Regions from separate parts of the Homo sapiens genome. Here region 2 is linked to region 1. Evidence: chromatin contacts called from ENCODE Hi-C or POLR2A ChIA-PET data. All regions are on one chromosome and are shown on one strand. Each heading gives the region's core, a stretch centred on a gene start or an enhancer-like site at or near the end of the contact. The rest is flanking DNA. Distances are from core to core; before and after follow the strand shown.

What was found. Hi-C counts contacts between places; a loop is a spot of excess contacts on that map. ChIA-PET counts read pairs that join two places held with the same protein, here RNA polymerase II (POLR2A). Pooled maps may share reads with other maps.
Region 2: a loop to region 1 is called in a map of right lobe of liver, with 3 times the contacts of the local background. The contact joins the promoter of LINC00598 here to the enhancer-like site in region 1. A Hi-C loop is called at or near these places in 1 of 168 maps with a recorded cell type or tissue (right lobe of liver) and 4 of 50 pooled maps. POLR2A ChIA-PET finds 5 or more read pairs at or near these places in 1 of 52 experiments (WTC11).

The regions. Positions count from the first base shown.
Region 1 is chr13:40,343,383-40,346,235 of GRCh38, forward strand. No RefSeq gene overlaps it. Among named protein-coding and RNA genes, the nearest start is that of LINC00548, 120 kb to the left of the region's middle. Within about 2 kb of position 1,354, at least 4 of the 41 ENCODE cell types and tissues checked have a DNase peak (open chromatin) inside an H3K27ac peak, as active enhancers do; they include right lobe of liver, where a contact is called at or near this core.
Region 2 is chr13:40,479,607-40,482,459 of GRCh38, forward strand. It overlaps LINC00598 (long intergenic non-protein coding RNA 598), which reads right to left and starts at 1,398. Exons shown (of 7, transcript NR_024507.3): 1 at 1,303-1,398.

The DNA of each region.
Region 1 (2,853 bases), core at 104-2,603:
CTCTTTACTAGTATTTGTCCCTTCTCAGCCCCTTCTTTCCCCCACAGATCCAATTTTTCAAATAATTTCAGTTTCTGGACACATAGCAGGTGTTCAATAAATATTTGATAATCTGATTTAAGTCACCGGACATAAAAGAATATTCCAGAGAGCAGAGATGCTAATCACAGAATTGTAGACCTAGCAGGAAACTCTGAAATCAAACAAGCATCTCATTTTGGGGATGAGGAAAGGGAGCTATAGAGAAGTGAAGGGATTGACCCAAATTCCCACCCAGCTGTTTATGGGCAGCAGCGGAACCCAAATCAAGACTCTGCTTTCAACCCACATGACATCATAATTATGAAAATGTTTTGCTTGTTCTCTCCAAGGTCTGAATGTTCCAAGGTTCCAACCAGAATACAGTGTTGTTTTGCTATCACCTTGACCATGGGAGTTTGTGATTAATGTAACACTTTCCTTTCAAAGATGGGAAATTTTTAAAAGCTGGCAGATAAAAAACTAGAATTCCTTTGTTTGCCCAAGACAGTTCATTCAAGATTTTACAAACCTGGCTATATGCCAGAATTATTACCTGGGCAGCTTTCAAAGTACAATTTCTCCACCAAATCAATCTTTGGACTTGGCAAGACTTGAGAATCTGTCTGTTCGTTGCTTGTTTTGGATTCATTTTTGTTTGTTTGTTCTCCCAGTGATTCTGATGCACATCAGGTCAGGAGACTGCAGATCTAATGAACGTCAGCTCCTTAATCAACCCACACATGGATGGTGGTGTGTATTTGAAGATATTTGAGCAGGATGGCACTACTGATAACCAGTTCTCCTGAAATCACAAGTAAAGCCACCAATCAAAATACATGTCAAAAATAGTAACCTATAATAATGATGTTGAATATAAATCCCACTGGCTGGACCATTTGTTCTGGTCTGGGTGCCTGGTCAGTGGGGAGAAGCCCCAAGCACTGCCCTTTCTGACGCATAAGCAGCTGGTGAAGCTCTGCTGCTGTGGCTGAAACCTCAGACAGAGGCAGCAATAGAAGGGGAAATCACGAGGCAAGTGTAATTTAAAGCCTTCATATTTATGTAGACAACTCTTGTCTACATATAGTCCCAGCACTTTATCTCTCTTTTGGCTCTCATTCCCTCTCACCACCTTCTTTCCAAGTAGTTCCATGAGTTCTGGGAATGTCCAGAACTGCACATGCCCAGGACTGGAAACAATTTACCGAGTCATCTGTCAAGCCATAGTTCATGCTTTTCGATTGGTTTAGGTTACTAAGCAACCTCCTTGTCACTCAGGATAATGACCTGACTCTGACTTCCAGGAAAGACAACACAACGTGGGATCCTGGGTGCAGGAACACCATCAGGTGGGACTCTTGCCAACCTGGGTATGAACTCTGTGCGGTTGTACTGGGTCAACCATTTGGCCTCTCTATGCAAAATAGGGGTGAGAGGAATAGCTCTCCAGCTGTTATGACTTGAGATAATGCATATGAAGTACCTAGCACAGAGCCAATGCTCCCTAAACGGTTGCTTTTATTTACAACAGCATGAGAGCAGAAGAGCGACGGCCACAGGGAGTGCAGTGGGGGGCATGTTACATCTAGGACAGCCCAGTCATCGTCACAGTTAACAGAGAGGAGACAATTCCAGAGCCCTCCAGACTACTGCTCTCCCAGATGCCTCTGGAAAACTACATAAATAGCTGGCCTATGTTTGTGTTGTCCCAGTTGGCACCGGGAAGTTTGAGTTCAATGCATCATTTCTGCAAAGCCTCCAGTATCCAGAAAACTTAAGGCTGGCCATGGTAACTGGCCCCAGCATGGGCCCGTGTCAGTCCCAGGCTCAGCATCAGTGGCTCTTTGAGGCCATGGCCTTCACAGTTGCTTTCAGCGCTTGTTAGTTTATAAGCTCTGTCCATGACCTGGGGCCAAGGCAGCTGATGCTCTCCCAGCTCCAGGATGCCATTTAACACAGGGTTTTCACTTCTCCTTGAAAGACACTTGTGGGGAGAATGGAGAGGAAACATTCAGCCAATTGTGTGAAATTGCTCTTAAATATCTCTGCCAGGAAAAGCCAACAAGTCAAAAAGAGAGGTCCTGAGTGCTTAGCACTCTGTGCTTTTGAATTTAAAGTGAGAAGGGACTGGATGATTTCGAAGATTTAAGAATAAACCAGAAACCAGGGCAGGGACTCCTCCAGGACTTACTGGCACCCTTTGTGAACAAGGGCCCATGCCTTCACCGCAATTAATGTCTCAGAGTCCTCTTCTAGAAAGAGGTGGGATGGAGGATTCTCTTTGTAAACCTAGTAAGATTTAGAGCAGGCTACCTAGCTCAGAGAAATAGCACTGACTGCCAAAAGGCAGGGAGCACCCTCCTGTGAGGACTGGTGCAGACAATCGCCTGTAGCCCCGCTGGGAGTAGGTAGGCAGAATTCAAGGAAATACAGTCCTCAGCAGAGGCAAGCAGGGAGGAGAGCATGCCCAAGCCCAGGAGGAAGAACTAGGTGAGGCCCTCCACGCGCTGCCTGATGGCTCTTGATCAAAAAGCTCTTTCTATAAGGGGTGCCTGGTCTCTCTTCCTAAAAATCTGTGCTCAGCACTACAAGGAGTCAGATTCAGGACGTGGATGCCCATAGGCATTTTTATGCTTAATCCATAAAGTAGTTGGGGGAGGGGTTTGGGAAGAAGGAAAGCAGTGGCCGGAAGAGATCTGAACTGGTCAGGGCACACGAGCTGTTCAGACCTTTAACCCCGGCGGCTGGGCCTTGGGTTTGGCTTCCTTTGGCACTGTGTGGATGGTGTTTGAACAAAGGAGAAAGAGCACAGGCTTGAAACCAGGAAGCCTG
Region 2 (2,853 bases), core at 148-2,647, 140 kb after region 1:
GCTCGTGGGACTTGGCAGGCCCAGGGAACGGCGCCGCGGGGAAGAAAGCCCCTGGATAGGCCTCCCTGGCGGGCACCCCCTGCTCTTTTCATTCGGCCCCATGTGACGCCCGTGAGGGAGCTGGCAGGCCAGGGCCTGGTGAATGAATCCTGTTTGTCAGGGCCCCCGCCTTGACTGCAGCCCATACGTCAGGACACACGCTTCCCGACTGCTAAATGACGGCTGAGAAAAGGACAGTGGTTTTCGGTGTTTGTAGGACAGGCAGGAGTGGCCAGGCAAGGACTGAGATCAGTCATAGGGGAGAAAATCCAAAAAGTAAAAACTCCACCGACCACAGGAGACTTTTCTTCTCTGCTCTGGTCAGCAAGAAGGTCCCATGATTCAGCACAGAAAAGCACCCTCTGGCAGCCCGGTCCTGTTTAGTTCTGGGTTCGGTGCAATTTCTTTGTTGAAACTCAGTTTCTCCCTCTGTAAAATAGGTATAGTGACACGAGCCCATGGGAGCTGCTCAGTAAAGCTCTATTGTTTAATCAGCTGACAAATGGCAAAGCCAAGTCCTAAATGCTTACTCAACTGGCCACCAGTAATGGGTGCATAATGAGAGTGAGAATTCAAGGGCAGCCACCTACCTCGCCCATCTGTTTATTTTTCCTGCCTTGGTCTAAAATGGTTCCAAGGCCCCAGACTCACAGCAGTCATGCCTCTTCCGTGGCGGCCAGAAGTGCAGAGGACAGTGTTATTCAAGGTCATCTGAAGAAGGCAGGGACCCACCTGCCACAAAGGGTCGTTGTGAAAATGCAAACGTCCAGGAGCAAGGATTAAGGGGAAGACTCCCACACCGGAGAGCAGCCAAGGGCACCCCCTTGCCGAGAGCAAAAAAAACATGTGGTCACTTCTAGAAGGCAGAGTGACAAGTCAAAGCCTCTCTGTGAGTTAGCAGAAATCATTCCCTCCGGGTGGAGGAATTACACATGTCTTTCTGGGCAGGCAAGTTAGGAAAGGGGTGCCCGTCTGGGCAATCCAGTCAGGACGAGTGCCCCTTTCTCCCAGACTGGGGACGCAGTCTGGAGGGCAGCGCCCACTACCCCTCCCTCTCTGGGCACCGTGGCACACCCTCCGGGGCCCTGCCTTTAACCGCTGTGTAGCCTGACAGGGAAACGTCAAGGTCAAACAGGAGGCCTCTCACAGCTGCAGGAAGGAACACCAAAGCATCTTCTTGAGAAATAAACAATGTTGCCTCTTTTAGCTCTAATTTTTTCTGTATGGCTTTGAAGTGGCAGTGTCTAGGGAAACCCCCAATACCTTTCAAGGGGGGAGATCAAGGACTCCTGCGTGTTGCAGTGAAGTTAATGAAGCCATTCATCCATTCGGCCAACAGCCATCATCGGAGCTCTACAGCGTGTCCCCAGTAAGTCTGCTGTCAACACGCAGACATGGGGGGCGTCAGCACAGCCCTTGACCTCTGCGAGGTCACAATCCAGGGTGGCTGCAAGACCAACAGTAGCACCCCCCACCCCCGACCAATGAAGTCCAGAGGAGCAGAGAAAGTGCTGGCAGACACAGAGGATGGAGCAACTCACTTATTTTAGAAGAACCAAAGAAGGCTTCACAGAGGTGACTTCTGGGGGTGTTCTTAAGTGAGGGGTAGAATTTCTATGACCAGAGCAGCCAGGTGGAGGGAAAAGCAGAAGCATAGCTACGGAATCAGAAGAGTCTGTGCTGTGGCCAAAGCATGGGGTGGGAGGTGCGGAGGCAGGAAGTCCCTGAACACACCAAGAGTCAGAACTCAGGGAGGCAGCGGAGAGAGGACCCACAACTCCACCTGGGCCTTAGGGCAGCTCTGACGATGCTGTAAGGCCAGACTGTAGAGACTAACAATATAGGCATCACCTGGAAGACTTGAATGACCCAGGGAAGATGCAGAGGCTTGAGGACCAAGCCAGAGGGGACGGAAACACAGAGACTCGGGTTTCCAGACCGGACCGGGCGCATGGTGAGGGCACAGGCCTGCAATAGACAGCACAGGAGTGGAGTGGGTTTGGAAGGCCAATGTTGAATGTGGTTGTGGAGAAGCCAAGTCGAGGCTCCTAACAATGCAGTCCTGTAGAAATGCATAACAGTTAACTAACCAGCGATGAATAGCTAGTTTTAAAACTAAAAGGCAAAGAGATTGCAAGGGAACTAGGGCCCTGTACAAGGACCCCTGCCGTGCTCTGGGGCTGTGGGAGTAATTGGGTCAGGGCAACAGTTCTCAGACTTTGGGGTGCATCAGAATCACAGGGCGGTGTGGGAGGCCACTGACAATCCAGGTACCTCGGCCTCACCCCCACTGATTTTGTGTCAGCACCTACAGAAGTAACACCGATTCCAGCTCCCCAGTTACAACATACTACAAATCAAGGAGTCCTTTAAACTTTTTAACTTCTTTCTCACTAATTAACTAGAAATACCCTCCCCTGTTTACCTTTTAGCTGAATAATCTCTTTAACTGATTAACTGAAGTTAATTCTCACTGGCCAGCAAAAAGTTCGGTGAAATTAGCCTCGGGAGAAACTAAGATGGCAAAGGCTATTTTGTGGGAGGTAAGAGAAGAGGGAGAAACAGAGACAAGAGACAGTAGGGGGGAATGGCTAAGAATGGTCCGTCTGGGCATTGTTGGTGAAACGGCTTAGTGGTTGTGGAGTCACTAGAGCCACACGTTGTATGTGAAGTCATCAAAGCGGACATCAGGGAGCCCTGGAGTTGGTCCCTCATCCCCAGGAAAGGAGGACACCGGCTTTCCACCAGCCTCAGCAGGTCCACCCTCAGACAAGGCTCCCCATAGGCTCCTCCTCAGGCTGTCCTGCTGTGAAC